Regions from separate parts of the Mus musculus genome. Here region 2 is linked to region 1. The links are chromatin loops, found by intact Hi-C in ENCODE. Cell type or tissue: left cerebral cortex. All regions are shown on one strand. Each heading gives the region's core, and the rest is flanking DNA. Links, peaks and the distances in the headings are about the cores only. Region 1 overlaps Efcab2 (EF-hand calcium binding domain 2). Region 2 overlaps Smyd3 (SET and MYND domain containing 3).

Region 1 (16,176 bases), core at 3,536-11,535:
CGCGTCTGGCCAAGTAGAATGTTTTCACATTAGTGTCATTCTGGTCATTATTTGCCTTAAAATTGGATTTCCTTCCTTACCTTCTTTCTACAAGGGCTCTGGTCATCACTGGAATAAATTTTTCAAATCGAATGTAGCCAGTGGGTTCTTCTTCCTCTATCTAAACAGTTAAAAATAGTCATTTATTCACTCAACAAATATATTAAGCAACTACTTTTTTTTCAAACCCTGAGCCAAATGTTGAATTTGATGAGGAGGTTCGGGGCATGCATCGTGCTCATGGCACTTGTTTTTGCTAGGAGAGACACATATAATTCAAAATACCACAGCACTAGCAGCTGAGGATAGCGCTGTGCTTGCCATGCAACCAGGGGCACCTGAACTCAATCCCGGGCGCCCACATTAAAAACAAGGTGTGTAATTGCACAGTGGATTATCACTTACAGTTAACCTCTGGCATGTGCATGCATGTACACACAGCAAACAATACCAAGTATCCAATCTGTTTCACTGAGGGAAAGACCCTGTCTTTTTAGGATGACCTAAAACTTGCAGTGATCCTCCTGCAGCCCCACAAATGGTGGCATGTCAGACCTGAACCACCATCCCTGGCTTGAATGTCTAATTCTGGATATGTACAAACATGCGGAGAAGGAGTGTGGGTCTAGAGGAGCACACAACACAGGAAACTTCTCTGGTCTGGGCATCAGGGAAGTCACTGAAGAAAGTGCTGTTTGCTCTGGTTTTCAAGGACAAGAAGACTAAGGCTGGAGTACAGATTCCAACAGGCTCAGTTCTTCAAGGTGATGCTGAAGAGTGACAAGGCCTTATCATTTACAAGATTTCCATTCCCTGTTATCCCGAGAACAATGTAAAATCACTGACAGTCTCATGGGTGGGTGTGTATTGGAAAGAACACTGTTGTGGGTGAGGCAGCTTCTTCAGATATAGAAAGATTGTGCAGACAGGAGTGAAGGCCATGAGGGCAGTAGATGTTATATCCAGGAGACCTTTGAGAAGACTTGACAGGGCTGACTACAGTCACATGTTATGGATAAGGGGGTACAGAAGTCTAGGATGACCCCCAATTCTGACTGTTTTTCTTTGAAATGAAGAATAGTGACTAAGATCAAATGATTGCCAATCAACATCTCAAGGACCAACCTACATCTCAAATCATTCTTATACTTATAAAGTGCTTACCTGAGTAATAGAACTTTGTTCTGCCCACTCTAAGGTAAGAGAATACGAATCTAAAAATGAGAGATTTTGGTATCCAGCATTGTAGGATGAGAAGGAAACAGGTCTTTTCACCTGCAGTTCAACTATGACAGACTGACTAACAAAGCTCTATTGACCTAAACTTCCGTGTCAGGCAATTTATAAGGAGCTATAAATTTTGCACTCTCTTTCAAAAATGCTATTAAAAGGCTCATAGATCCCAATTCAACAGATGAGCTTTAAGGAGATTTATTGATTCAACAAAAAATAAATCTATAAGTTGCTATTAAGTGGGAAGCCCTGCCATTCAAATGACAACTCTTTTTAATGTTCATATTAAGAGTCATACCTCATATGAGTAGAGTCTTCAGACTCCAGGATCAGAGAGTCAAACCTATCTAGAGACATCATGTTTCATAATTTCTGTACCCATCTGTACTGGCTAGTTTTGTGTCAACTTGACACAGCTGGGGTTATCACAGAGAAAGGAGCTTCAGTTGAGGAAATGCCTCCATGAGATCCAACTCTAAGGCATTTTCTCAATTAGTGATCAAGGGGGAAAGGCCCTTTGTGGGTGGGACCATCTCTGGGCTGGTAGTCTTGGGTTCCATAAGAGAGCAGGCTGAGCAAGCCAGGGGAGGCAAGCCAGTAAAGAACATCCCTCCATGGCCTCTGCATCAGCTCCTGCTTCCTGACCTGCTTGAGTTCCAGTCCTGGCTTCCTTGGTGATGAACAGCAGTATGGAAGTGTAAGCCGAATAAACCCTTTCCTCCCCAACTTGCTTCTTGGTCATGATGTTTGTGCAGGAATAGAAACCCTGACTAAGACAAACTGGTACCAGCAGAGTGGGGTATTCCTGTGACAACCTGACCATGTTTTGGGGAGGTCTGTGGAAGGACTTTGGAATTTTGGGCTTGAAGATCCATTCGTTGTTAAGAGCTCTGTCAGATGTTTTGTAGGAGCTTGGAAGATAATGTTGAGAACAGTGCAGAAGATGGAGGCCTGGCTTGTGAAATTTCAGAGGGAAAATTAAAGACTCTTTTCAGGGCCATTCCTGTTTTGATTGTGAAGATTCTGTAGTTCTGGTTAGCTGGGGCTGAAGAATCAGCTGTGATTAACAAGATACCAGAACTACTAAAGCAAAAACTTTGCATTACTGGGACTATTGATGCTGGTTAGCTGGAGCTAAGAAATTAGCGGTGATTAAGAAGAGACCAGCATCATTGAGGTGACATTTTCTGGGAAGTGTTTTCTGAGAGCACAGTGGCTGTGTTCCAGATATAGCCAAAGTTGTACATTGTGCTGTGGCTGGACTTGGTAATGTGTAAGGGTCACCCAGGTGGTACTGGTTTTGAAGGCATGAAGGAGTTGAGCAGAGCAGCTGAGGCTTGGCACTGTGAGAGGCCATGGAAGGCCATTGGTGAAAGTGCAGCCTCAGTTGCAATTGATGGCCCAGGACTGAAGGGGTCATGCAGTGTTTTGGAGATGCCAGTACCATGAGATGACCACCAAGAGCAGCAGCAGCAGTGGATTACAGGCATCTGGAGCCTAGAGGATGACGCGTGTGCTACAAAGGGCATGGCTGGAGAAGTGACCCAAGCCCTTGGAGGAGCCCAGAAGATCGTGAGTTGGATCCCAGACATTGGACGGTTGGAGATTGACTTTTGCTTTTGATTGTGACTGTGCCCTGATATTTTCCCTCTTGAAGGAAGAAACTGTTTTAGTGGAGCCCACAGTTAAGAGACTTTTAATTGTAAAAAGACTTTGGATTTTAGAAGATATTGGACATTTTAAAGGGATTGACTTTTAATATTAAAGACTGTGGGACTTTTAATGTTGTTTAGATCTTGGGGGTGAATAAGAAATTAAGGGTTGAGGCTTACTAGTGATGTGTTTGTGTGTCAAGTTGACAAGGGGTCAATTGTACTGGCTAGTTTTGTGTCAACTTGACACAGCTGGGGTTATCACAGAGAAAGGAGCTTCAGTTGAGGAAATGCCTCCATGAGATCCAACTCTAAGGCATTTTCTCAATTAGTGATCAAGGGGGAAAGGCCCTTTGTGGGTGGGACCATCTCTGGGCTGGTAGTCTTGGGTTCCATAAGAGAGCAGGCTGAGCAAGCCAGGGGAGGCAAGCCAGTAAAGAACATCCCTCCATGGCCTCTGCATCAGCTCCTGCTTCCTGACCTGCTTGAGTTCCAGTCCTGGCTTCCTTGGTGATGAACAGCAGTATGGAAGTGTAAGCCGAATAAACCCTTTCCTCCCCAACTTGCTTCTTGGTCATGATGTTTGTGCAGGAATAGAAACCCTGACTAAGACACCATCAGTATGTGAACAATTTCTTTAGAACCCTCTAAGGGCTGAGGTGAGCAGTTTGACAATTCATGTTAATGCAGCTGTGTTGTACTTGGGCAATAGTCTGAAAACCCAACACACAGAAACTTAAAAATTAAATATCTGGCACAGGTGCAGCTCAATGGTAGAGTGTTTATGGACTCTGTGGTTTAATCCTTGGAGCAGACTTTGTAAAAGTCAATCTCTTGTGTCTCCTAGAAACTTCAGAGACACTATACTCATGAAGTTTCACCAACATGGCTGCCTACACATGACCTGAGCAAGGACAACACCAACAGATATGCTAACATGGAAGAGACAAAGTTGAAGAAGCCTCAACCCTAGACAAAGCACTACAGGCACCTAATGACATTCTGCCACCCTCACAGATCAGTGCCTTGCTCAACCATCGTTAGAGAAGCACCCTTCTGGAGTAGATAGGAACAAACAGAGAACCACAACTAGACAATGTGCAGACAGTGAGAGACCTTGGAACACGCAGTCCTAAGTGGAATGTCTCCATCAAATCTCTCTCTTCAGGGCTCAGGGAACTCTGCTAAAAAGGAGGCAGGAGGAGTGTATGAGCCAGAGGAGATGGAGGCCACCAAGGCAACAAGGCCCTCTAAACACAGCAGGGCTGACACACATATGAACTCAGAGACTACGGCAGTTGCACAGGGCCTGTGTGGATCTAAGCCAGATGGGGTCTTGTGCTGAGAGGGGAAGTGGACACAGCACCCATCCCTAACTTATACACATCTCTAACTGATAACCACTCACAAATGAAAAATGAGTTTTGTTCAATGGAGTCTCACTGGAGATACAAACCTCTCTTAAGGATGGGCTCCATGCCCAGCAGTAGATGGCCAACACAAAACGAACTCAATGGCATTTTGGGAAGTTTCTTTTTTTTTTAACCTTACAGGTCATATATATATATATATATATATATATATATATATATATATATATATATATTACAATTTCTGATTGTTTTTTGTTTTTATTATAATTTTTAGATGCCCATTTGTTTTCTAAGGAAAGAGAGAAAGAAAGGAGTGCCAAATGAGGTAAAAGGGGGGGGGGGTGCAGAGGATCTGAGAGGAATCAGGGAACCACAAATCATAATCAAAATGTACTGTTTGAAGAAAGTTCTATTTTCTCACATACACAGGTAACTGAGAGATGCTGAAAATGGGAGAAATGGGCATCCAGGGAAGAACATGCTAACTGCTTACCCAATACCACATGGTCAGGTGGTCAGGCCTGAAACATGCATGCCAGTAACATCATATGCACTGTATTTATATATTTAGGAAAGCATATGTATGTAACAACAATTAAAGACAAAGAGGTCATAAACTTAGAGAGAAAGGGTTGGGTACATGAAGTGTTTAAGACTCTAAACTTTAGAGAGAGGAAAGAAGGGGAAATGATGTAATTATAATCTCAAACAAATAAAAAGAGTCTGTCCCAGAAGATCATTTATAGAGCAATAATTTGTTTACATTTATTTATCATGTATATGTGTGAGTGTGGGCATACTTGTGCCACGGAATAAGGAGGTCAGAGGACAATTTGCAGGAGTCAGTTCCCTCTTTCCACCATGTGGAAGGATAGGACTCAGGATCAAGCATCTCACTAGCACACAGTGAAAATATTAAAATTAACAGCTTGATTTTCCCTTCTTATTCCTTCAGAAATTGTTCCAGAGTAGGACAATTGTTTTCATGTCCGCTAATCCTTCTATGTCCCCTAAACAGCTCTAGAACAGACGACAGCTACCTTTACAAAATCAAATCCTTTATCTTACAACAGAGCTTCATCAACCTACTAACTTTAGTATTCCAAAGTGCAGTTCTGTAACTCCATCTGAATTATATTAGAGCTGACAAATGACATATAATATGTTCCTTATGCACCTCCCTGGGTCTCTCATCACTAACAAGCCCTCGGTGATGAGAACATTAAGGTTAAAACTCTACAGATGATTTTTGAGATTTTTTTTTAAAGTTTTTTAAACTGTCTTATTGTTCTATTGCTGTGAAGAGATGGAAACTCTTACAAAAGAAAGCATTTAATTGAGACTTGCTTACAGTTTCAGAGGTTAGTCCATTATCATCATAGTGGAGAGCATGGCAATATATAGGCAAATACCGGAGAAGTAGCTAAGCTACAACATGATCCACAGGGAGGGGGAGGGGGAGGGGGAGAGAGAAGGGAAGGGAAGAAGAGAGGGAGGGAGAGAGGAGAGAGCACACACACACTCTCTGGGCTTGGCATGTCACCTTCAATGACATACTGTCTCCAAGACCACACCTCCTTCAAATCCTTCAAATCCTTTCAAACAGTTCCACTCCCTAGTAACTAAACTTTCATATATATGAAACTATTAGGACCATTCTTATTCAAATCACCACATTAGTGGTGAATGTTAGAGACAAGCTCTAAACAATCAGAATAGCAAAAGCAGGTATAAAGTTTTTCTTTTCTTTTCTTTTTTAGATAGAGTCCTGCTATGTTACCTAGGCTTGCCTTAAAACTCTTAATCCTCCTGCCCAAGCATCTCTAGGTTGATATTATAAGTTTTTGCCATCATGTCTAACATAAATCTTCTTCAGTTTAAAGAGAAAGGATTATACATACACACACAGACAAGCACACACACATACGCACAAACGCACACACACACACACATGCATGCACACACACACACACACACACACACACGTACACGCGCGCGTGCACTTTACAATTTAAAAGTAAGAAAAGGGCTGATAAGGGACTCTGAGGGCGACAACATTTACTGCAAAAGGCTGGTAACTGGAGTTCAGTCCCAAAACCCCAGGAAAGGTAGAGAGAAAGGAACAGACTCCACAAAGTTGTCCTCTGACCTTCATATGTCCACCATGGCATACATGTGCATGCCCAAACACACCACACATATATACATGCACATAAGCACATGCACACAATTTTTCAGTCCATTTTAAATGTTTCTTAGTCCATTTTGAAAATCTAAAATTCTTTCCATGACTCGACACTGCCCTCTAGAGGCCATATCTATATTTCTCTAAATGTAGGTAAGCAATGACATTTAAAACATGACTATTCTAAATACGACATTCATGGAATGTTTCATGAGTGACAAGAACTATTTTATTATAAATGATTTTATATTCAAATAATTAATTTTATTTTAGTATAGTTTTTAACAGAAAGTTGCAAAGATAATAAAAGAATTTTCACCTGCATTCCTATTGCTTTAAATTCTTTAGATATTTTATTGAGGCAAGATTGACAAACTAAAATTATACATATTTAATGAATACTTTAATATACATATAGAGTGAAATTATACATATAGAGTAAAATACAAATAGATGCTTTAATATCCATATAAAGTGAAATTATTACTACAACTCAGGTAATTAGCATATTTATCACCTCGCTGATTTCCGTTTTTTTCTATAACAAGAACAATTAAGATCTATCTTATTTGACTCACTGTGAGTTGTTTAATGTCTACCTGATGAAGCAGTGTGAGTTTTATGAGATAGGATATGACTGCTTTGTGAACCCTGAGAGTTGATGATAACAGTAACACTACCCAGAATACAAACCCTTCTGCTCCTATGCTGTGCAATGAGACCTTTCTTAGAGGGCTCCGTGTAGAAGCTCCAGGCGTGAGTACACCTCACTAACCACACAAACCTGCTTCTTCGGAAGTGTGGCCTTGCCTCGCTGTTTACTGTTGCTTCGTTCTGTTTGTATGATGCTAGAGTCTGGGGAAATGGACCACTCTTAAGGCCAGGCCCCGTGCCCAGCAGTACAACACAAGCAAACTCAAGGGCATCTCTGGACATTCTTTGTCTCATAGTGCTTTGTTAGGGCCTGCCTGCCTGCCTTCCACTTACCTGACAAGTCTTTTGTGTATATATTATGGTTTCCCAGTTCTGTGGGTTTGGGATTCCTGTGTGTTGAGCATGTGTATCTCTGCATCTATAAATGTTTCTTGTGCTTTTTCTTTGGGTGTTTTTCTTCTGTTTGTTTATTTTATTTTACTTTATTTTTCATTGTATAAGCCTGTTAGTTTTCTAAGAGAGAAAGGGTGTGAGTTTTGAATAGGAGGGGAGGTGGTGATCTGGGAAGAATTGGGGGACAGAAAACCATATCAGAATATATTGCATAAAAAAGTCTATTCTCAATTTTAAAAAGTTGACTAGAACTATGTTTGAGCTATGATCTCATTAGTTCATTAACATTCAAGAAAATCTTCTCACAAAATAAACAACCAAAACAGACGTAGAGATCAACATGAAGAAAAAGGATCCTACACAGAGAACTCTGGGAGACAGGAAAGAAGAACATGAATCCAAGAACAAAACAAGTGCCTGGAAACCCATGCCATCAGAAGCAAGAAACTCAGTAAAAACATTACAAGAGTAAGCTAGGAAGGCTGCAGAGAGAAGACAGAGATGGAACAGTCTGGAAGCACACAAATGACCTGAAGAATTCTAAGAGATAACAAGAAGGAAAACAGGTACATAAAAATCAACGCCATAGCTGCAAGGCCTTTTTCTGCAGCAAAGGGATGTAAGTCACTGGTTTGAAGGCCACCAGGTCCTTAATACAAATGAAAGTGCATCTACATCCAGACAAACCATTATGAAATTTCAATTTCTAAAGACAAAGAGAAGAAAAGCAGTCCTCTCCTCCAGACAGGAACTTTTAATTAAGAAATCACTGGGACTGGAGAGATGGCTCAGTGGTTAAGAGCACTGACTGCTCTTCCAAAGGTCCTGAGTTCAAATCCCAGCAACCACATGGTGGCTCACAACCATCTGTAATGAGAAGACAGCTATAGTATACTTACATATAATAACAAATCTAAAAAGAAAAAGGAAGGAAGGAAGGAAGGAAGGAAGGAAGGAAGGAAGGAAGGAAGGAAGGAAGGAAGGAAGGAAGGAAATCACATACAAAGGATGGATCCAGACTATCTCAACAGCATCACCAGGAGTCTAACAACACACAGTGCTTGCTGTGTATTGATGTTTGGTTGGCTGGCTGGCTGGCTGGCTGGCTGGCTGGCTGGATGGTTTGCAGTACTAAGGACTAAACCTAAAGCTTCAGGTGTATTGGCAAGTACTTCATTCTGGACTATACCCTCAGCCCTTTTTGGTTTTAGTTCTTATAATTTTTTGAGACTCTAAATTCACTCTGTGATCCATGCAGCCTTAAACTTGAAATCCTTCTGCCTCAGCCTCCTGATTAACTAGAATTACAGGCCTGTACCACCAAGCCTAGCCCCAAACTCTTAACAAAATTCTATCCCCAGCAATAAAAAAATTAAAAAATAAAGAAGTCTCAAAAATATTACCTCCTTTCTAAGAAGTTATCAAAGAATGTGTCAAATATGAAAGAAATGAGAAATAATACAGAGTCTAGAGGGGAAAGAGCAGTTCCCAGAAACCCCTCCTGACAACTGTGTAGCACATGCAGAGGCTAAGCACCCACACTAGAGGGTTTTACTAAGGACATGGCTGCACTGAGGACCATCAGTATTACAACCCCTGCTATGATGCCATCATTTTATCCAAGATCAGGATTCTGGAAAAAGCCTGACCCAAGTCATCACTGGCGCATCTTTAACACGTGCTGAACAGCTTCTGCTCACTCTCCTGTGGTTCTCCTTGGTGATGGCACAGCCTTCCCTGTATTCCTAAGTAGATGTACTTTAACCTAATCCTAAAATCCAGAATGTAAGGCCAACTGAGCTTAGAAACAAAAACTAAGCATGGCTGACTCCTGATCATGGTGTTCTGCACATTTGACACCCAGTTCCCATCACAGCTCCTCTGGGTAACAGCAATACTGTCATAGTTACTATTCTATTGCTACGAGGAGACACCTTGACCAAGAAACTTAGAAAAGAAGCATTTAATTGGAGGCTTGCTTACAGTTCCATAGGGTTAGTCCATGATCCTCATGGTGGGGAACAGCGGCAGGCAGGAGGCATGGAGCTGGAGCACTAGCTAAGAGCTCACATCTGATCCCAAGTTGCAGGCAGGGAGAGAAACTGGATCTAGCACAGGTTTCAAAACTCACCTCCATGCCCCTATGACATACCTTCTCCAACAAGGACATACCTCCTAACCTTCCTAAATAGTCTATCAACTGAGAACCAGACATTCAAATAAATGAGCCTATTGGGCCATTCTCATTCAAACCACCACAAATGGCTCCTGTGAAAATGTTTTTCTATTTAACCTCTGTTTCTAAGAAATATCACCAGACAAGCTCTACTGCATGCTGACATTCTCCCACCTCCTCTGGCTCTGGCAGTCCCACCAAGTCTCTTGAATGTCTATAGCTTAGTGTTAGCTTCTTAGAGTATCCACAGGACCACACATGACATCCAAAGGGACATAAAGGATACGGGCAGTGAGATGGCCTTCTAAGTAAGGCTGACTCGTTGCTTTATAGGCCAAAGTGGGATGTAGTGCTGTGGACACAGATTATCTGTCTCTGGAAGTCCAGTGATAAAATTTTTATGAGAGGTAACTGAGAACATGCTATAGAGAGGATCATTCTTGCAGGAACCGACATGTCAGCATCCTGACAAGAAGGGAAGAACAATGTTATAAAGCAGCAGCATTTACAAGTGGTACTGAGGCCTGTGGGAGAAGGAGAAACTGGGGTTTTGTTAAGCAGTTGCTAGATGTTAAGGCCACATGGCTCCCTGGCAGCCTATAAAGAAGCACTTGCCTCTTAGAGTAAAAGGCAGACTCTGTCATACATCAATTAAACAGAAGTGGTATAATTCCATGAAGAGGGGTAATAAATAACTTAGTACTGTTGGATATACAAAATTTTTGATGCATATCTTTATTTTTTAGGACATTTTAAAAACATTAAACCATCACTGATGCTTAATCATCAAAGTCAACTTGCTTGTATTAAGAATCACACTGGAAGACAGGTGATAGTTCAGCAGTTAACAGCTCATAACCAAATATTAGAAATCATCTTGGAAACGCCCCTGTGGGTGTGTCTATCAGAGTGCTTCCAGAAAGGGTTAATCAAAGAAGGAAGACCCACCCTAAGGGTGGGCGGCATCAAAGGGACAAGGAGGCTGGGGGTAATGTGACCAGCTGTCACATGTTCCTGCCACCTTCATCCCCTTCCACGATGGACTCCAACTGTGCACCAAATGAGCCTGTCCTTCCTCAGGCTGTTATTGTTAGGTATTTTGTCACGACAAGAAGAAAAGTAACTTATAGACCATCCTTAGCCAAGGCTTCAAAAACAAACAACAAACAACAAACAACAACAACAACAACAAAACCAGGCTGTGGAAAGGCACATGCACTCCAGTTTAGCATCCCTGAAATAGAAAATGCAACAGTTAAAGAGGCATTTACATCATCTGGCAAAACAGGTTCTTATGGCCAGAGTCCTGGCTGCAAAGGCCTGGCATGTGGCCATGTTAGAGAAACCAAGCTGCAGGCCCCTTTCATGATGCTGACTAGGCAAATTCTCTGGAGGCTCTAGGCGTGCACCCATCCCTTTCTAACAGTAGGTGGCACTGTCGTGCTGCAGAAGACTCACCCTGGGCAACAGGCACCCCTTGGGAACTGCCACATCTCTCCTACAAGGTAGACTGAGAAATTGAGTTAAACTCCAGCATAACCCAGCTGGGGAGGCACTGGGCCTAGCAGGGGAAGAAAGTAAGTGCATGCTGAAGGGAGAAATGAAACCAGCTAGTGTGACTAGGAGGCAAGTGTCATGGTGAACAGAGGGCTAAAATACAAGACTGGGGAAGTAATATTGCCTCAGGTGCTTCCCATGACACAGGGCCCTCCCCTCTGGCAAGGAACCCAAGTGGGAAAGACTTGCTACCAGGGTGGTTCTCAGGGACCTGGAATAAATAACTGATAACTAAACAGCACATGAAACAGAAAGGTCCATTTTCTCCTTAGCATGGACTGACTGGGACAGATATGCATGAGCCAGATTATGTCCCTTGGAAGATGGTAGAGGAACAACATACTGTCCACTCAGGGCATCAGGGACATCAGGGACATGCTGCTGAAAACAGCCTAAGCAGCGCTCAGCTCCAAGATGCTCTCCTTGTCAGGGAAGTGTAACTTTAATTTTTTGAAGTGCCTAGTTTTAAAAAAAAAAGATTTATTTATTTTTATTTATATGAGTACACTGTAGCTGTCTTCAGACACACCAGAAGAGGGCATTGGATCCCATTTAGAGATGGTTATGAGCCACTATGTGGTTGCTGGGAATTGAACGCAGGACCTCTGGAAGAGAAGTCAGTGCTCTTAATCACTGAGCCATCTCTCCAGCCCTGAAGCACCTACTTTAAATGCTTTAACTTCCATTTTAGCCCACCACCCACCAGAGGTAGTGGGAAAGAAAGGATACAGGGAAAATAGACCTATTTAGAAAGGTTCTTTGGAGCAACTTCCATCTGTGTTGTCTGGAAATCAGTTCAGTTCACAAGTTAGCAGTGGCAGCTTGATCCACTCGCAAACACCTCAGGGATACATCGGCAGTCCAGTTCGGTAGAGTTGGGATAGCAAACATGAATCAGAAGAGTAGCACTACACAGCAGAGACAGCCAGGCCTCAACCTTGGCACAAGTCAGCAGCAGGAGGGACCAGCAGGAATGCCAGAAGTTCTTGGCTATATCTCACTCGAAGATGAGAGATCCACAAGCATTGCATACTAGTTCTATAAACAAGCCTAGCTCTGCCTCCATCACTGTCTGTCGAGTCCTATGTATGCCCTCCAAACATCACGTGACCTCAGCATGCGTGTCTGTCTCAGCTGACATCACTCTGCTAATCAGCCCAAGTCCACAAAAGCAGCAAGAAACTGCAGCACACCACCAGAAGTTTTTTGGCTCATTTCTCTCTATGGAGTCCTGACAAATGTAGCTCAACTATACAATGTAAGGCAGACCAATACATGCACGTCATTATCAAAGAATCCTTCATCACGTGTCCTTTCACATGCTTGCTTTACCAAAACACTCTTTCTCATGTGTCTGCTTCAGCTAAATGTTCCTTCACAAGTCTGCCTTAGCCTTTCACCTGTGTCCACTTCAGCTAAACATTCCCTCACATGTTTGTCCCAGCAAAACACCATCCAACTGACTTCTCAAAGAATGCTTAAGTTTCCATTTCAGGGAGGTTCACTAGATCACTGGGTACACAAACCTGCGCTGATTAACGTCTACAGGCTGATGTGCCAGCCAGCTCTCTCTGGCCCAAGTAATGGAAACCATGTGAAGCTGTTTAATCACAGAAGCTACGAGAAAACCAAAAACTGAAGTACGATGCTATTCTTGATTATCAACTTGACTATACCCAGAATTAACTAAAACCCAAATGGCTGGGCACATCTGTGATGAGTTTTTTGTTGTTGTTTGTTTTTTGTAATCATTTGAACTGGGAAGATACACTTTTAATCTGGATCTTTGATTTAGGAAGCTAGAACTTTAATCCACATCTTTTGAGGTGGGAAGACCTACTTTTATGTGGACCACATGTTCTGCTGGGCAGCAAACATAAGGGACATGGGAGAAGGAAGCTCTCTTTTTGCCTGCTTGCTCTCAACCTTGCTAGCAAGTCCATTCCATTGCTGGCATTAGAGCCCACTTCTTTGGGATTCTGGCATAGACTGAAAGACCAACTGAGACATCCAGCCTGATGGACTGGACCTACTGGATTCTTGGATGTTCCATTCATAGGCAGTCATTGTTGGATTAGCTAGACCATAGCCCAGCTGAAAGTTATTCTAATAAATATGATATGTATATATTGAAAGACTCCGAGAGGAGCCCCTCGCTCTGGCCTCGGGGATAATAGCGGACACCCAAGAACTCACGAGAGACCAAGCTTGATGCAAACCACATGAAGCTTTATTCGGGGAAAGCCAGAGCTCTGGGGACGACTCATATCCCACACAGGGGTAGAGGAGTTGACCACAAGGGGAAAGGGGTCCCAGTTTTTATAGGCCCTCAGGGGGGAGAGAAGAAGTGGGGAGTAGGGGATTTCCAGATCTAAACAATGTCTATTCTCAAGAAATGGGTATGGGAGGGGTACAAGGAAAGAGTCTAGTGCAGGTGTAGCAACTCCGGATTGGCCCCGGCTGTGGTTGCTGGGGAGATTTTCTGACTCTATCCCAGCAACCAATATCACAAACACCTGGCAATGGGCTTCATCAGTGGGCACACACATGGGTTCAAGGAGTGGCCAGAGCATTGTGCACCTCTATTTTTTCTAAATCAGTGAAGCTAGTTCTGCTAACAATGAAATCTATTTTGCCAATCTCCAGGCTTCTGTGACCTTTTACATTCTGTCAGGATCTTTCATATTATGTGTGTGTGTGTGTGTGTGTATATATATATATATGTGTATATATATATATATATATATACAAACATATATAAACACGCAATTATTCTGTAAAAACATTGAAACTTTTATCTGAAAATTAAATTCTCTTTCATGTGCATGAAATTTGCATCTCTAGCTTTTAAATTTCTCAGCTCTCTGCTTTCTGAAGATCAGAAATCTCCTGAAATAGATCAGTTTTTAAATTCTTCAACATTGATTCATTTGTTTAATATATACATGCATTTGTTTAATATATACAGATATGTATGTATATATAGTTGATATGTATATGAATATAGTATGTTATCATATACATGTATATATGTACATATAGTATATACATGTACATGCATATGTGCATTTATGTACATGCATATATAGATGATATGTATATGTGTGATATGTATGATATATACATATCATATATATGACATGTATGATACATACATATCACACATATATGTATGTATAATATAAACATATCACATATATGTATGTATATATATATATATATATATAGAGAGAGAGAGAGAGAGAGATTCTACAAATTCTGTTACTCTACAGAATACTGAGTAATACACAAAGAGATGCTGAGATATGTTTTCAAGAGCACAGAACATTAACAAAATAGAGGGGCCCAGAAAGACACTGCTTTCCACCCACAACAGGCAAATGTGGAGGAGAAGGCGGCTGAGGATGTCTCCCCAATAAAAAACACAGTTCTATCTTAGTCCTAAAACCTAAATCAATAGTCAATAACACAGGGCATTTTTTGAGACATCTTTTACCTTTCCTGTGTAATTAGTTTAAATTCTCTATAATTCTATTCAAGTTAGAATTCAAAGAACATAGATCTTTAAATAGTCTCTCTCCTCCCAGCTCCTTCGCATTGATGATCCTGGATAGCTCTGACTTAATACCAAGGGCAAGGCTGTTGAGTAACAACAGTGTGCAGTAAGATTCACACTAGCCTTCCTTGTCACAGCTGCTGGCTTTTATAACATCCTATACAGACAGGAATTACTTAAGCAAGCTGCTAATCTTAGAATATTAAACAGATGAATCAATGTTGAGGAATTTTAAAACTGATCTATTTCAGGAGAATTCTCATCTTCAGGAAGCAAAGAGCTGAGAATTTTAGAGATGTATCTGCTCTAAAATTCAAACAGATGAAAGCTACAGAATTTAACTTTCAGATACACATTTCAATGCTTTTACAGACTAATTGTGTGCGTGTGTGTTTGATGATCTAGGTAGGGTTTTTCAGATTCCTAATACATATTAAAACGCACATTCTCCTTTCCCGATCTTCAGTCTCACTTCTTTTCTGTTTACTGGGTACACACTCATTCTTTTTTTGTTTGTTTTAGTTTGATTTTCTAGAGACAAGGTTTTTCTTTGTAGCCCTGGCTGTCCTGGAACTCACTCTGTAGAGCAGTCTGGCCTTGAACTCAGAGATCCACCTGCCTCTGCCTCCCAACACTGGGGTTGACTCCCTCTCTTCCTCCCAGTGTTCCTGCCTTTCCCAGCACCAGCTCCAGCTTAATGAGTAAACCATTTTAAACCAGTCATCTGGAACAAGAACTTTGGGTGGGGGGTAGGTGGATTCACAGGAAAAACAGGCCTTCTCCTCATTTTTATTCAAAAACTTTTAAAATTCTAAAGTAGAAAAAAATGTTTTCTTAGAACTTAGAATTTCTTACTAAATATTTCAAAATAGTAATGAGAAGCTGATGCTACTGCTATGGTTTGTGTCTGAAATCTCCCCACAGGCTCATGTTTCCCACCCTTGTTACCTAACTGGTAGCACTATTTGGGGAAGGCCATGGAACCTTTAGAGAGTGAAGCTGGTAGACACAGGTGGCCAGAGGTGGCCCTTTGAAGGTTACACCCACCCTTGCTTCCAGCTTCTCTGGCACACCATGACCTGAGAGGCTCTACCACGCTTTTCTGGCCACAGTGGACTGGAGCCTTCTACAACAGTGGTTCTCAACCTATGGATGGTTACCCGTTTGGCAAACCTCTAGCTCCAAAAAAAATTTGCATTATGATTCATAACAGTAGCAAAATTACAGTTATGAAGTAGCAACGAAGATAATTTTATGGTTGGGAGTCATTAAAACATGAGGAAATGTATTAAAGGATCAGGGTCACAGCACTAGGAAGGGTGAGAACTACTGCTGTTTTAAAACCATGCACCAAACAA
Region 2 (16,176 bases), core at 4,012-12,011, 670 kb before region 1:
TTGTATTTGCATTTATTGCACAGGGACACACACACACAAACACACACACACACACACACACACACTGTTGATAGAGATGATTGCATGAACTCTTAATGTCCTTAGGAGCTTTTCTTGTTGGGGGTAAGAGATTGGGGAGGGAAGTGAGGTGAAAGGACAGATATAAAATTTCCAGCATCACCTAGTGTTTAAATCAGATTCTTGCTTCAAGTCCTATTATATAAACACAGGGGCAAACACTGGGGGTTGAGGGGTGTCAAAATCTCTCCTAAGAAATTCTCTCTGTGTTTATCATTTTATGACTTCAGTGTAAATGGGCTGTCAATTATAGGTTTTTCAGTGTCCAGAAAGAAGATCTATGGAAGACATGCACTGAGTCCTGCCAACACTGTGTGTATGTGTCAGCACTTTTCTTTCTAGCACACTATGGTGCTGATGGCTCTCCGACTTGTTTGCCTTTTTGCTCCAGAAACAAAATAGAGATGTCTTTTTAGCTTATCATTACAGATAAAAACTTAGGGAAGTGTTTGGGCCTTTTGTTAATGGCTTAGGTCTGTCACCCAACAAGCAGCTGATAGCCAGTCATTTTAATTGCTGTTTTAGTTGGAACCTGCATCAGAAGAATTTCCTGGTAACATGCAGGTTCCAACTGCATCAGGGTAGCTCTGGGCGGGGTTTGGTGCTGAGTTTGTAGAGTGAGATAAAGGGGGACTAGCAGCAGGAAGAAATGCCAGCAGATAATAAACAAGTGCACAGACTTCCTCTGGGTCCTCTGAGGCATCCGACTACTGGCATTTCTGTGCTCTGTGCTCGCTGTGTAACCTCTGTATGAATTGACCCCACTGAAAACCATGTAGCTGGGTGGGAAGCAACACACGGCCAAGGAAAGGACGGAGAGTCTTTGGAGTTCAAGCTCTGACACTGCTGCTGCTTTTATGGCACATGGCAGGTCCTATGTGCAGGTCCTGTTGAGGAGAGCTCCCCACTCCAGATGAACCATGGCCTGCCTGGTCCTCTTGATTGGTCCCCTTCCTTATATTGCTTTTTAAATCTCTACCTACAGATTTCCACGATTGCGCTTTGAAACTCAAAGAAGTGAAAGCTAAAGCAGAATAGTAAAAGAAAATGTAGAATTAGCGTGAAGTTACAGTTGGGAGGCAGAAGGTACTTGAACCTGATCCTTAGCCTCTGGTAAATTCTTAAGCTTCATTTCTGTATCATAAAGGGAGAGGGGCCCAGGTCAAGGCAGACGAGAAGATGTAGCCTCTCCTGCTGCTGTGGGCGTACACTTGCGATTCTACTTTTGTAAATCTGTCCTGGTCTTTACAGTGCTGATTGCCATCCCAAATGCAGGGGTTAACGTTGCTGTCTCTGGATTACGTGTGGCTAAGCGGGTGTTGGGGATGACTTCCCTAGTCCTCCTCTGGACACGTGATTCAAGCATGTGCCTTGGAACAGAACGCTCCAGTCTAGGTACTTTCAACAAGCTTGGCTACTTCCATTTTTTGGAGGCTGAGATTCTAAATCAGGATAGTCTCCTTTGTCTGGCTTCTAGCATGACCCTTGATGGTTAAACTCTCCTGGTGTTGATGCATGGAAGAGATCGTGAGGAAGGAAGCAAGAAAGAACAGGCCAAGGCCAGGCTTACTCATTCAGAAAAGATCTAATTGTCTCCTGCCAGACCTACCCATGCTGAAAGTCCAGCATTTACCTCTTACTGTACTGGCTCTTAAAGGTCCCACATCCTTCAGATGCCATGACATCTGGGCATCAGGGGACTAGCCATTTCCAAATCAGTTCGGCGTGTCACATGTCCTTCAAATGAGAGACATCCTCTAATCTTGTATTTTAGGCTCACAGATAAACCATGACAAACACAGCTCTTCTTTGGGGATTGTCACTGTCCCTTCAGCCTATTGAACCCACCATGTCTAATCTTCAGCATTGATGTCTGTAGATGACACAAAGACCTACCAATGATGTGGCACAGTCACTGTCAGATGCCGTCCAACAGCTAGATCTCAGAGGAATTACTTTAAACCTCCTAATCATTGAGTGTGGATACATTTCGTGAAATCTGAGAACTATTTTAAGATGAGGCCTTTACTTTCCCCCACCTTCTTTTCTTGCCCCCATTTGGACTTTCTCTATCACTCTATTTATTCTGTGAATAGGCAAAGAGAATTCAGTTAACTCCTTGCCAAAAATGCACTCAGATTTCTCCTGCAAGCACTTATTTGAATTAAATCAGAGTAGTAGTAAATGAAGAGGCTAGACAGTTTATGGACTTTATTTTAGTCTCCCTGACTTCAGTACCGGGCTCTTGGGGACATGTTGATCTGGCTGCCTGCTAGCTTTAGCAGATGTTTTTGCCTAGGGACAAAAGCCATCTTCTGCTCTTTGAGCACTTTGTGCTGGAGTTGAGCAGTCCCTCTCTGAGTGGAGACACTTCTGCTGTGTGGCCTGCTGGTGAGCTAGGGTGCAGGGGTGGGTGGCATGGGACAAGAACAGAGATCATGCTTCAAAGGTCCCTTTTTATGTCTACACAGGCAGATCATTGCCTTAGTGGACAGGAAAACTAATTCTATCATTCTAATTCTCAGGAATCCAGAAAAAGGACCAAAACATCCCAAAAGAGCCACATGGGCCATCTCCACTGCTCTTTCTTCAGTCTCCCCACCAGATCCTTACTGATGGTCTCCAGAGAGCCTTGTAACACATATACACACACAAGTGTGTGTGTGTGTGTGTGTGTGTGTGTGTGAGGGGGGGGGCGGGGAGGGAGGAGTTGGAAGGTTTTTAATAAAGAGTTGGTAAAACCTGGTCAAAGAGGCTAAGACCTAAGTCTCTTGCCAACTTCAATCTAACTTAAAATCTAAAAGTTTTTTCCACTTTATAAACAAGTATTATCTGTTGCTTTATTACCCTCATATGTGTATATATGTGTGCATGTATTTATAGACACATATAATAAACACATTTCAGCATTAACTAGAGTGCCAATTAAAAGCACGCAGTCGTAAATATTTCCATGACTTCGAGAAAAGTGAAATCTCATAGTTTATTTTAAAATGCATTAAAATTGAGATCCTAGACTCTTCCCAGAAGTGGAAAGTGCACTTTAACTATAGAATAATTATGATCTCTAGTTTCAGCCTGTTCAGCATCAAAAGCAACACAGGCAAACCGGTAAAGCCTTTGCATGCTGGTGTTTGCCCTATTATGGGAGCCCATGGGTATTTATAACTTCGCCCCGAGCTGTGTGCTCATTGAGAAGGACACTGTGTGAAACCGCTTTGAACATGGTCTCCTTGCACAGCGCAAGGTTATTCACTTCTGTGGCTTTTCTGTGAGTTCTGCTACGTTAGTTACAGGCAACATCCACTGTGCGTGGCCTGCATGGGGCCCTGGCATTGCCCAGCAACTTTGTTTTCCTTGGTGTTCAGCCAGAAGTAGGAAACCAGGAGACTTAATGACTTGCCCAAAGTCACGCTACCAGCAGCCCGAGTCTCTATGATCTTTAATCAGTTCAGAATGTGGCACCTGAGAAGGTCCTGTGGGATTTGCCCTCTGCTGGCCTAAACAGAATTAACCCTTTGGGTTACAGTTTGCTTGAGTGGGAGTGTGGGGAGAGAGACACTCTTAAAAATAAAATCAATTCCTTGTATAGATTATTCATCAGTGTCCCTATATTTTAATCTGATTCTTTTGGGGTTAGGTCCCTGGTATATTTCTTATCATCCTCCTCCTGCCTCAATGTTTATCTCCCTTTCTTGCCCTTTTAGGTGAAACCCAGAGCACATCTTTGGGTATCTTGGAGGTAGGAGGATCTTTATTGCTCCCATCTGTATGTACTCCCTTCCCTTACTTTGAAACTCGTTGAGTTTTGGTCAACTATCCAGATTTTTTTCCACCGTAGTCTGGTTATTAAAATTAGCCTATTTTAGTTTAAAGTTTCAGTCTTGAATCTCACTCAGGTCTTGCTGACTCCCAGTAGGCTTTGGGGTCTGTCTCACTCTCTCTCTGTGCTAATTTGTTCTAGTACCTGTGCTGTGGTGGGTCCAGAAGAAATACCACCCAGGGCAGTGCCATTTTTTTCTTCCTGAGGAAGGTGACACTTGGTCATCTGCTCAGATACCCTCCCTGGAGCAAACGACATGTTGTCTCAGCACATGCCTGTGTGTGTGTGATTTGGGGGTCCATATTCCCCTCTCTGACTCCCATTATCCGACCACTGTACATTGATAGGACATAGGCGCGTTGACTTTGGCTCCAGGGGCCATCCTTGGAGTTTAGGGTTCAGGCTTCAGCAAAATGACTGAAGCCCAGCTTCCTTCTTTGGTGTGCGTGTACATTTATGACAAATCAGAGTGTCCTCCATCCCAGACCACTGCTGCTCTGTCCAGTTTTCAGTTCTCACTCCCTCCTCGGGTGGCATCAGAAGGCTGGCCACTCAAGAACATGGCTGACCATGGAATGTGCCCCAGATGTTCTGGGTAATTCTGGGAATGGGAAACCCTTTTCCTCCAGGGAACTTTTAGGTTGTATGTTTTGTTTTAATTTCATTTTGTGTTTGTTATTTGATGATCATGGTTCTGGGAACCAAACTCATCCTTGCCCTTGCTACCCAAACTCTCCACCATTGAGAGCCTGTTTTAATTTTTTAAACACTCTCCCCATGTTACCCAGGCTGGCTGTAATATCATTCAGTGGCCCAGCCAGGCCTTAAGTCTCCTCAGTAGCTGGAATCACAGCTGCAATCATGGCCCCATCTTCTCATCTCACCTTGAACTTCTAAAACTCCACAAGCCCTTTAAGCTCCTGCTGTTTATAGAGTGAGCAGGAGCAGTGTGGTCTTGGGAAATGGTGGCTGCATTCTGCTCAGCTAGCCTGTGAAGTGGAGAGAGGAGTGGGGGTGGGGGGCTTGGGGAGTCTCGGCCTTCATTGCTGGAGCTACACTAACACTCTCTTTAGTATATGGGGGCTATCACGTCCTTCCTCAGCTCTGGTTCCTTAGAGGAGATTGCTCTGAGCAGAGTGTAACTATGAAAGCAAGATGGAAAGCAAAAAACGTTACAACAAGATCAAGAAAGGACCACGTTCGTGACCTCTGGCCTCCTCCAGCTGCAGTTCTCTCTGCGTTTGAACTTCACAGTGTTATTGCTTTTGTGTCTCAGAGACCCCTCATTCCTTCATCTTGTTCGCAGTCAGATCACCAATAGCTGTGCCCTGCGTGTTCATTGTATTAGGGATGTTGGCAAAACTAGCACAGTTCTGTGGTCTGCACTGAGAGCTACTGAGACGGGCAGGCTTCTGTTGTCTGTGCAACTTCTGCGCTCAGTGGGTCAAAAGACAGGGTTTTGCTGTGCGAGAGGTCGGGGTTCGAGAGATGGGGCTCGGCATTTGTCATCTGTTTAAAGGTTGCTCAATGCAAGCACCAGGAAGACTTTGGCTGAATCCAGTCTCCTTTTGGTTTATTGTGTTTTACTCTCCCAGGGATAAAAAGAACCCAGGGCTTTCCGTGTGTTCCACAAGCACTTTGTCACACAACTGTACCCATGGATTCTTTTGAAAATAACCTTAAGAGTAGTCAGAATTATACATGGTTTGTGTATCACAGCCCACTTTCTGTACATATTTCCTCAATTTATGGGAGAAAGGCGGGTCTTTCTCGGTCTCTCTCTCTCTCTCTCTCTCTCTCTCTCTCTCTCTCTCTCTCTCACACACACACACACACACACACACACACTCATAAACTATGTAACATCTTTGTATGCCAGGCCTCCACCACACATCCTTTCACCTGTGCAGTCAGTGTTCATTGTTTTCTGTTTGAGAAGGACTAGCAGTAAGTAAACGGGCCATTAGGGTGTATTGTTTTGTTTCCTTGTAATATCCTTTCGACTCTGCCTCCTCCTTTTGTCCTCCAGCCTGGCCTGGTGACTGCTGGCTTTCAGCATGCTGGAGGACTGGAACTCCCCAAGGCTGCATTCATCTCCTCGAGTTCACATTATCTTGTCTTTGCTTCCGTGGCAGCCTCTGTATGGAGATGGAGTGCTGTCTCCTGTAGATGAGCAAACCAGAGCTTAAGGAAGTTGTCTAAATCTTGACAGGGAGTGAGCTGAGGAATTAGGATTGCAAATCAAGTCCAGGTCGTGATGATGAAATTGCTCCACCATATGCCGACCGCTTCTCAGCCTCCAGAGCTGTTTTGGTTACCGTAAGGAAAAGCTGTGCTGTGTATCTTGGTTCTTGGGGCAATGAGAATAGTTTATGGTCTTTCTGTTGGACTATCAGTTGACAAAAAGATAGGAGGAGTTTATATTTGTTAAACATCTCCCTCTTTTTTCCTCCCCTCCCCGCCCCCCAGCCCTCCCTTTCTTTTCCTTTTCTGACAGGGTTTTACTATACAGCCCAGACTAGCCTCAAACCCTGAGTTCTCCTGTCTCAGTTTCCTGAGTGCTAGGCTAGGGTTGCAGTTATACCCCCAACACGCCTGGCCTTTATTTATGTTGCTGTGGCTTCTATTTATTAAATAAATGATATTATCGCTTTTGTTTTGTTTCTGGTAGCACCTGTACCGCGTGGGCCTCCCAGGGAAACAGTATTTCCTTTCACTGTATCTTATGGTCCCCCCTCCCCCCACACACACACACAGATCCACACATCTTACCAGTTGGCCCATCCACAGCTCAACCAGGCCTCAACCTTACATAGCCTTCAGGGTGACCTCTGATTCTCAGGGCTCCTGAGAGCAGAGCATCCCACAGCATGAGGAAGCCCGAGAGCCCGAATGCGTTACTTTGTTTAAATTCTTGCCTTGAAGTTCCTTTAGTGAAGGAGCCAGATTGGCAATCCTACGAGAAACAGTTGTGTTTCTTAGTTACGCTGTAATGGAGGGACTATAATTCATGGCCATTAAATTGCTTCCTTTGAAGTATAAGAAAAACCAGAACAACATTTACGGTCCTTTAACCCACAGGATTACAGTACACATGAATTAAAGTCAAATGTGTTATGAACTCTCCTGGTACTGTGGCTGGCAGGACTCCATCCGCACCCCTCACTCATTAACTGGTTGACTTTCAAGTAGAAACTGGGCTGGCGGATGGGTTGAGAGTCAGGATTTCAGAAGGGTTTCCCCTTCTCTCAGTTAGAAGCAAGGAATGTAACTCTGGCAGCTCAACTAAAAATTGAGACTTGTTACTTCTCTGAGAGATCTGTTCAGAAGGCAGCAGAAAGGAAATGAACTTGTAGCATTCCCTCTGCTGATAGGATACCTTGTCTCATGAAATCCTCGCACCACACCCATCTCACACACAGGCATGAGACTAACAAGTCTGTGGTTCTGGATTCCAGTTCAGACCTAAGCCAAACAGAGTATGAACTTTAGCACCCCCCACCCTGTTTTGCTCCCCAGAATCAGTAACAGAAGACACAGAAATACTGATGACACATTTGGGACCCATGTTTTATATGGCCTCAAACTCAGAAATCCGCCTGCCTCTGCCTCCTGAGTACTGGGATTAAAGGAGTGCGCCACCACGCCTGGCTTACACTGTCGTCGTATTTCTTATTGGGGAGTTTCATGCGGAAATTGTGGGTGGTAAAAAGCCGCAGAAAATGGATATTAGGACCTAGTTAGTGACTATATCTGAGATAGCTATACCTCACGTGTATGCTAAGCCTGTGTTATTGTCTTATGACTTTTTTCACTGAATGTCTCGATAAGGAGCCAACACAAAAGGGTAACTATGGAATGGTGTTGAAGTCAGACTGTAGCTATGCCTCCCTTGTCTTGAGAAGTAACCTATAAGACATCAAGATCTGTGAGCATGTTTATTGATAAGAGCGTTCTGTCACCCTAACTTAGTGCCTGGAGTCTTTTCAATGTGGGTTTGATCCTGTATGGTTCTGAAGAGGTCATTAAAAAATAATAATTCCACCACTCCACTAGATGGCACTGTGGTCGCATAGATACACTAGATGCCCCACTGTGGCTCCTGAGAGTGGGTAAGAGCATCCTGTTGGGATGCCCTGAAGCCTAATGGAGTGAGAACTGGTATGTTTTGCCCATCTATCCCAGCACCTCCTTGTGTCTACATATCTTCACTCGACAACATATCTTTGACCTTTACAGTCTTCTTCTAAAGCCCACCCACCAGTCTTCTCTACCAATGAGCTTCCTCTTCTCTTCACACCTCATTTTTCTTTGTTGAATCTACAGCACACTCACATTGCAAAGTGCATCACCAAGATGTCTGTGTGTGGACCCTGCAGTGGGAGCAGGTGGGAGGAGACTCCAAAAACATGGTCTTCCTGCCCAGTAGACTGGAATCTCTCTTCACACCTGATGTAGCAAGCTTTTTCCTGCTTAATTTTGTAGAGAACTCAGTGCTGTCCCATTAATGCTTTAGAAATTCAGTCCTCAAAAGGATAGAGACACTCTCTCTGCAGGTTAGCTTCTGAATGTTTGAGATGTTGGAGATATCATACAGAGCTCCCGTGGTATCTTCTCAGGACCATCTACAACCACAGCAGGATGGGGGAGGGGGGCTGCCAGAGACTGTCTAAATCTTTTCTTTTAAAGCAAGGAGATAGGGTTGCAGAGGATGCCAGGTCTCTTCCCTGTATAACAGCGCTCTGGGCTAAGTTGCTGCCAGCTCCTTAGAAAGAGAGCCGTCCAGTGCAGAGGCAGGACCGATCTGGGGATATTAGTTATTGGGGAGGGGGATCTACAGATCTAAAGATTACAGAACTGCAGACGCGACCTCTGCCTGACTCTCATTGGTAGTTCAAAAGCGGGATCATGGAAGACATTTAAGGCATTTTCAGTCCCCCCTTGCAATGCATTAGTCATCGCTGTGGAGATTTATCCTCGTTTCTGTCTTCAAACCGCAGCTTTCAGGGCCAGGATCATGATACAAAAGAGGCATGCTTCTTCAACTCGGGAAAGGGCGATTAACATTTAAAAACTCCCCAGCTCCTTGTCCCAATAACGAAGTTGGACACTGCCTCTTCCATGGCACCTAGAGCTGGGAGAAACTTGCAAAACACAACCAGTCTGGAAGGTTGAAGATGGGTTGGCAAGAAGAGTAGATTCTTATGGGAACCAAAGTTGTGGGTAGGCAGGCATGTTGGGACTTGCCTGGTGTTATTTTTTCTTCTTGGCGCATTTCATCTTCTATTGACAGAAAGCTTCCTCTGTAGCAGTGCTTCTTGGGATGTCGCTCAGCTCACACTGCTGAGTCCAGAGAGGTTCAGGTGAATAAGTTGGAATTCTGTGTTTGGAACTGACCCGACCCTAACAATGGTTCTGTGGCGGCCTCACATGGCATCATCTCTGTTCCCTCTGTCAGATGAACAGGACACTAGACCTTTCTTTCCTCAGACTGGGCTGTGAATATGTTGCCGAGTATCACAGGGAGTCAGAAAACTGACCTCTTCTTGGCTAGGATGCAGTGAAGCAGTGGCCTGCACCTCCCGGCTATGTGCAGTATGCATGCTACCATCTCGTTTCCCAGCTCTCTGTGTATTGCAAGCTCAGTGAGAGGATTTAAGAAGCACTCATTGATACTATGTGATACCAAGCACGCCCTTTGATGACCTGCAGTTTACCTGTCAAGACAAACTTAGTGATTTATCAACCATCAGCGTGATACTCTCAGGCAATGTGCCTGAGATCTCTGTTATCTTGGTTAGTGAATAGCCTAGACATGAAATTCCTTAATTTGGCTGTGTTGATAAATAAATGGTTTATTGTTTAGGGTGGGGTACACCTCTTTCCCCCTCTCCCCCAAGAAGGTCTTTAAAGTTTGGGAATATTCATGTCATCTTTGAGTGGGACCCTCTGGGATGTAGTAGGGAAAAATGGAAGGTGAGAATCCTGACACCACCACCACACACACACACAGGGACACACAGACACTGGGGGAGAGCTAGGCAAGAATGACTTCAGTCTTTGTCTTCACTTCCTGCTTCCAAATTTCTTATCTGCTCTCTTTCTTTCTTCCTTCCTCCCTCCCTTTTTCCTTCCTTCCTTCCTTCCTTCCTTCCTTCCTTCCTTCTTTCCCTTTCCTTCCCTTTCATCCTCTCCCCTCTCCTCCCCTCCCCTTCTCTCCCCTCTTTTTCCCTTCTTCCCTCCCCTCTCCTCCCCTCTTCCTTCCCTCCCCTCCTCTCCCCTCCCCTCCCCTTCTGTCCCTTTCCCTACCTACCTTCTTTCTTCCTTTCTCCTTTCCCACCCCTCCCCTCCTTCCCCTTCCTTCCCAACTTCCTCTTCCTCCCCTCTTCTCCCCTCCCTCCCTTCTTTCTTCCTTTCTTCCTCTATTCCCTCCTCTCCCCCTCCCTCCCTCCCTTCTTCCTTCCTCCCTTTCTTTTTTTCTTCTTTTTCTTCCCTATCTACTCCATCTCTTCTTCTTCTGGGAAGAATAGAAAAGAATTGACTTATTGGTGTCCCATCTGCCTGGCTTGAGGGTATGAAACAGGGTGGAGCATAAGGAACTAAGCGACTGTTTGTGTACGCCTGTCTGCAGCCTGGCAGTCACAATGCCTCCATTGACAGGGCAGATACCAAGATTTACGTATCTTAATCATTATCAAGAATTCTTGTTCTGAGGAATTAGGCAAGAACATGTCTTCAGTCAGCAATTGTGAAGTGCCAACTAGGAGTCAGGAGCAGTCGCACCTTCTGCCTGTGACTTTCACACCTATCTTCTGAGGTAGCAGTGTTAATCCCGTTTAAGAGCAGAGGGATCAGGACACAGGCCTTTAGGACAACCCACTGGCTCATTACCTAGTGTCTTGCAGAGTTAATAAATGCTCTCTGAATGGAGAAATAAGCAAAATTAGTGATCAAGTCAGGCTTTAAAATCAGATCTTATAGCCTCAGACCCAGCTTTTTTTTTTTTTTTTTTTTTTTTTTTTTACCTCATTGCTTCTCTATAAGAGATTTGGGTGAACCTAAAAGACCCGTTGTGCTCTTTACTGTTCCCTGTACAGTTTGCTTGACTTTGAAGACCATGTTAGCTTCATTGACTCCTTCATTCTGTGCTTTAGCCTGTAACTGCTAACTCTCTCCTTCGCGTCCCTCCTATTTTCCCACAGCTACAGCTTCCTTGTTAAATCTATTACTTCTGGAGTCCCAGCTTCCTGGGTATAAATCTGCGATTTGGTCTGTGATCTGGATGAATGACTTAACCACTGCATCTCTCAGAATCACTAGCCTTAAGCCGAAGATACTAGTATTACTGACCACAAGAGCTTCTTACGAAATTGATGCCAGTAGACATGTACCTAAAATAGGTCTTTGTCATTGTGATGGCTGGTTTTATGTCAACTTGACACAAGCTATGGTCGTTAGAGAAGAGGGAGACTCAATTGAGACAATGCCTCCATAATATCAGACTGCATAGGGCATTTTCTTAATTAGTGATTGATGGGGGTGGGCCCAACCCATTGAGGGTGGTGCCATCCTGGGGCTGGTGGTCCTGATTCTATAAGAAAGCAGGCTGAGCAAGCCTGTAAACAGCTCCCCTCCATGGCTTCTGCATCAGCTCCTGCCTCCAAGTTCCTGCCCTGCTTGAGTTCCTGTTCTGACTTCCTTCATTGAAGAACAGTGATGAGGAACTGTAAGCCACATAAACCCTTTCCTCCCCAATTTGCTTTTGTTCACAGTGTTTCATCACAGCAACATAACTCTCACTAAGACAACTACTTATTTATTCTTTGAGACTTTGAGACAAAAATATATTCATACAATATACTTTGGTTTTGTTTTTTTCTTCCCCCAACTTTTCTCAGCCCCCCCCCCTCCACTTCCCTACCTACTCAACTTAAAGTTCTTTTTCTCTTAGAAAAAAACAAATAAACAACAAAACCCTAGGAGTCCAGTTTGTATTGGCCACCCACTCATAAGTGTGGGCCTTCTTTGTGATGTGGGTGATAACCCTCTTCAGTGAAGAAAACTGATTTCCCTTCACCAGCAGCTATCAGTTGCAGATATCGTCCTGGTTCTGGGTAGGACTTCATGCCCACTTCCTTTCCCTCGGATGGGCTGGGATCTTGTCTGGCCTGAGCTTGTGCAGATCTTGTGCATGTTGTCACGGTCTCTGTGGCTTCACGTGCGCATCTCTCCTGTTGTGTCTAGAAACTGCCGTTTCCTTTGAAGTCATCCGCTTCTGCCTCTTAAAATCTTTCTGACCCACCTTCTACATAGGTCCTTGAGAGGAGGGGTATGATGCAGATATTCCAATTAGAGCACTTCAAAGTCTCTTCTTCCCCACAGTTGACCAACTGTGAGGCTCCGTGTTAATTACTACCTAATACAAGAAGCAGCTTTTCTGATGGTGGCTTAGTGATCACTGGTCTGTGTGGGTATAGCAACATGCCATCTGGGCCTGTTTAATTACTATGTTCATTTAGAAATAATAGGAGTGGATGTTCCCTTAGGGTCTGTGATCTGTTGAGCCTCCGGTTCTTGCCTTCAGTGATAATGCGAGCTGTGTGTATGGGTGTTTTGTCTGCATGTATGTATGTGTCCACAAGCATGCTCGGTGCTCATGGAGGCCAGGAGAGTTATTAGATCCCTGGGACTGGAGTTACAGTTGTAAGCTGCCATGTGGGTATTGGTAGTTGAACCTGGGTCCTCTGGAAGAGCAGCCAGTGCTCTTAACCCCTGAGCCATCTCTCCAGCCCCCTACCCTCAATGATTTTTTTCTTCCTTTTTAAATTGGTGCTGGAATGGACACCTAGAGCTTCCTGTGGCTAAGCAAGTATGGTACCAGTGACTGAGACCCCCCATATACCAATGAAGTATGCCTGTGTCTTAGAGTCACTCTTAGGGTTCTTGAGTAATTTCATCCTTATAACTTTCACATGATTCTCTCCCTGATGTTTTGAATTTTTTGCTGGTGGTTTGGTGGCATCCAGGCTGTTTCTGATAGTGTCTGAGCCATTCCCCGTGCTCCTCAGTGTGCTCCTCCCCATTGCATGGGTTTTGCAATTTCTCCACATCCTCACCAAATTGATTTTTTATTTTTAAATGATAGCCACCTAGTGGTGGTGTTGTGGTATGTCCTTGTGGTTGTTTCAAGGTGTCTGGATAACATATAAGAGCTGTGTCCTCTTAGGAGCCAGGTCGGTCACATCGTGCTTTTGACTGAGAGTCAGTGATCTTCTTGCCTTTCCCAAAGGCAGGTGAGAGATGAATGGATGTCACTTAAACGGCGGCTGAGCCTGGCCTCAGAGGGGCCAGCCCGTGACTCCTCACTCTGGAATCTACTTGTTCACAGGTGTTGCAGGCCTGGCTCCAGCCCAGCACAACATTTTCCCTGGAGGAATGCCACGCTGTGGATTTTCTTGTCTGCAGACGCTCTTGTTGCCAGACCTTACAGACAGGCTCGGGGAGCGTTCGGTCTGGCGGGCCTTGCCAGCTAGTGCCTGTGCATGACCCTTTGGTGGAGCGCTGCCAGGGAAGCCTGGGCGCTTGCAGGCACATGTGGGCGTGGCTGGGCACTCCCCGCCTCTTCCAATTGTTCTTAGATGGGCAAGGCTTCTCTTCTCAGCCCTTACCTTGGACTTCCTCCTGTGTCCCATCATTCAGCTGCCTGAGTCCCCACTTCCTTCCTGGAACTGAAGGTGCTGACCTTCTGCAGAAGGGACTGGAATTGTTCACATACACACCATTTGCATGGCTGAGAGGCTGGGAGGAAGCACTTGACAGGCAGACCTCCCACTTCGACCTGCCCCAGTTTGCATCTTGGATTTCCTCAGGGAAAATGGTCCCTCCTGCTATTGATTCACAGCTAAGATGAGATGTGATTACATAAGCTGAAAGTGCACTGCTGGCCAAGAAATGGTAGCTCTTGTCAGAGACCTCCAGCAGCTTCTCAAAGAGGCAGCCAGCCTTCTGTGATGCGTTAGTTACCAAGCATCATGGGCGTTTGATGAGTGAGGCTTAGGAACATTTAGATAAATGCTTTGTTTTGTTTCATTTCTTCATGTTTTCTAATAATTTAATTTTTCAAAGTAGCAATTTTACCTGTGTTTCTTTTATAGTGGGTTTTTTTTTTTTTAAGAATTTTATTTTGTTTGAGATAGGGTTTCATTATATAGTTGATGCTGGTCAGAAACGCACTATGTTGCCCAGGATAGCCTTAAACACACAGCAATCCTCCTGCCTCAGTTTTCTAAGTGCATGCACCCATCCAGTTTTTAAAGTGTCTTCATGTTTTTACTACTCACCCTCACAGGCCGTCCCATTATTCTAACCTACCTGGTGTAAGGGGAGGTGACAGGTCAACTAAGGGATCCATATTCCCAGCCAAGGATGCAAACTTGACTTGCTGACCAGGATCTTCCCTGCCTTTGAAACAAGCCCAGAGCTGCCTGCAGATGTTTGTAACTCAGATGTGGGAGGTGAGTGACTGTGTGACAAGAAATAAGCTCCAAGCACTTGGCTCCAAAACATGTCAGGGGAAAAAATGCCCATTGCAGAAGACAGACAGGGAAAAAACATGCGCCCCAGGAAGCTAGCCGCCCATGTGCCCTCTAACAGTCGCCTAGTCAGAAACCCGACTGCCAGGTGCTCATTCGCTGTGTGTGTGTGTGTATGTGTGTGTGTGCATGCGCATGCACGCGAGCTCTGCCTGTGTGTGTACATGGGTATGTGTGTATTTTTTTGTATATTAACATTTTTACTGCTCTGGGAGTTTCATGTCATGCACTCTGATCTTAATCCCTTCACAGTTCCATGTCTTCCCGCTTGCCCCTAAAAGAAGTAAAAAATAATTTTAAAACGGGGAGGGGAGAGTCCATTTTTGTGATATCTGTATACTTGCTGGAACATCGTCAGATTCTTAGTAGCATGTCCCTTAAATAGAGCTGAGCCCTTCCCTCCCCACACCTCTGCCCAAACCCATCAATTGTGAAGAGTTGCTCTTTGGCTTTTTGACACACTTTTTTAGCTCAGTTTTCCTCATTGGATATTCGGGCAAATTTTGTTGTTGTTGTTGTTTTTGTTTTTGTTTGTTTTTTTGTTTTTGTTTCTGATGTAACATATGGCCATGCCCCAGTTTATATCAGATAAACTTAACAGTTTCTTTGAAGTAGCACTGTCTAGTCTGGATAAGGACAGTTATAAATACCAAAGAGTCAGCAGTCACCTATATGAGAAGAAAATGAACGAGTATATGGTTATTGCCACAATACATTTCTACAAGCTCCGTGGCTATTAAAGCCTATAAGTTATCACCTTCAGTTTCGTGGACCAGGAATCCAGCCTTTGCTTTTCTGAACTAAAACTCAAGGTGTCAGCACGAGGTTCTAGGGGAAATGTGCACGAGGACCCTTACCGGCTTCTGTCTACCATTGTAGTTCCTCAGCTCAGGGCCTCTCCCTCTGCCAGGGCAAGGCAGGTCAACTTAGTGAGAAATCTGGACCGCAGGACATGTCCTCTCCCAGGGGATAAAGTGGAATAATGGACTTCGAATCATAGATTCCTCAGCTGTGGTTTGGCGTGCACACTCCCTTAGTACAGTTCTAAGTACTGGTGTCAGTAACTAAGTCACTTCAGAAACCTGTGCCCAAGGTCCCCATGACTGTAGGAATAGAGGGATGTAGACCTAGGGAAGATGCCTCTCCTACCAGTTTTCTAACTAAAAAACTTCCAAGCAAGCAAACAAGCAAGCCGAACAAATTCAGGAGAAGTACCACTCTGAGGAAACGTAGGATGATGTTGAAATCTAGAGTTGGAAGACAGATAAGCCATAGATGTCTTAGTGTGCATCTGTTTCCATTGAGATTTTATAACCTACAGCAGAGTATGGTAGGACTTGAGGTTTGGGTTTGGTTTTTGTTCTCTTTATTGTTTCTACAGTAAGCTCTGAATACTTTTAGGGAGATTAAAAAGAGTAAAAACCACCTTGAGCCCCACAGACCCCTCCACAGCTCAGTTGAACTGTCAGTCTCTTAGAAAAACCAACCAACCAACCAACCAACCAACCCCATTTGTGATTGAACATCTGTAGAAGGTGGAGAGTCTTTCCCTTTGTCCTTTGAGGAACAAGGGCAGACACTTAGAGAGCTATGGCAAAGCACTTGCTATTGTATCTTCTTACTGTGTCTGACCTAGCACGCACATAGCATTCCCTGGACAGTTTATCCCCTGGCTGTTCATTG

Evidence for each region. A loop is a pair of places that touch in the nucleus more often than their neighbours do. Peaks named below come from ENCODE experiments on the same cell type or tissue, not always from the same donor. Only the 100,000 strongest peaks of a DNase experiment are listed, where the experiment ranks them.
Region 2: it touches region 1 in a loop (5-fold over the local background); 2 of 42 quality-filtered maps call a loop at or near these places.

The regions. Positions count from the first base shown.
Region 1 is chr1:178,458,866-178,475,041 of GRCm38, reverse strand. It overlaps Efcab2 (EF-hand calcium binding domain 2), which reads right to left. Exons shown (of 7, transcript NM_026626.3): 4 at 81-160. Among named protein-coding and RNA genes, the nearest start is that of Gm31289, 37 kb to the left of the region's middle. In left cerebral cortex, for the core only: CTCF peaks have their summits at 6,604 (motif pointing left) and 11,129 (motif pointing right); DNase peaks (open chromatin) are centred at 6,587 and 11,134.
Region 2 is chr1:179,134,171-179,150,346 of GRCm38, reverse strand. All of the region lies in intron 5 of Smyd3 (SET and MYND domain containing 3), which reads left to right. Among named protein-coding and RNA genes, the nearest start is that of Gm31349, 190 kb to the left of the region's middle. In left cerebral cortex, for the core only: a CTCF peak has its summit at 7,972 (motif pointing right); DNase peaks (open chromatin) are centred at 6,149 and 7,984.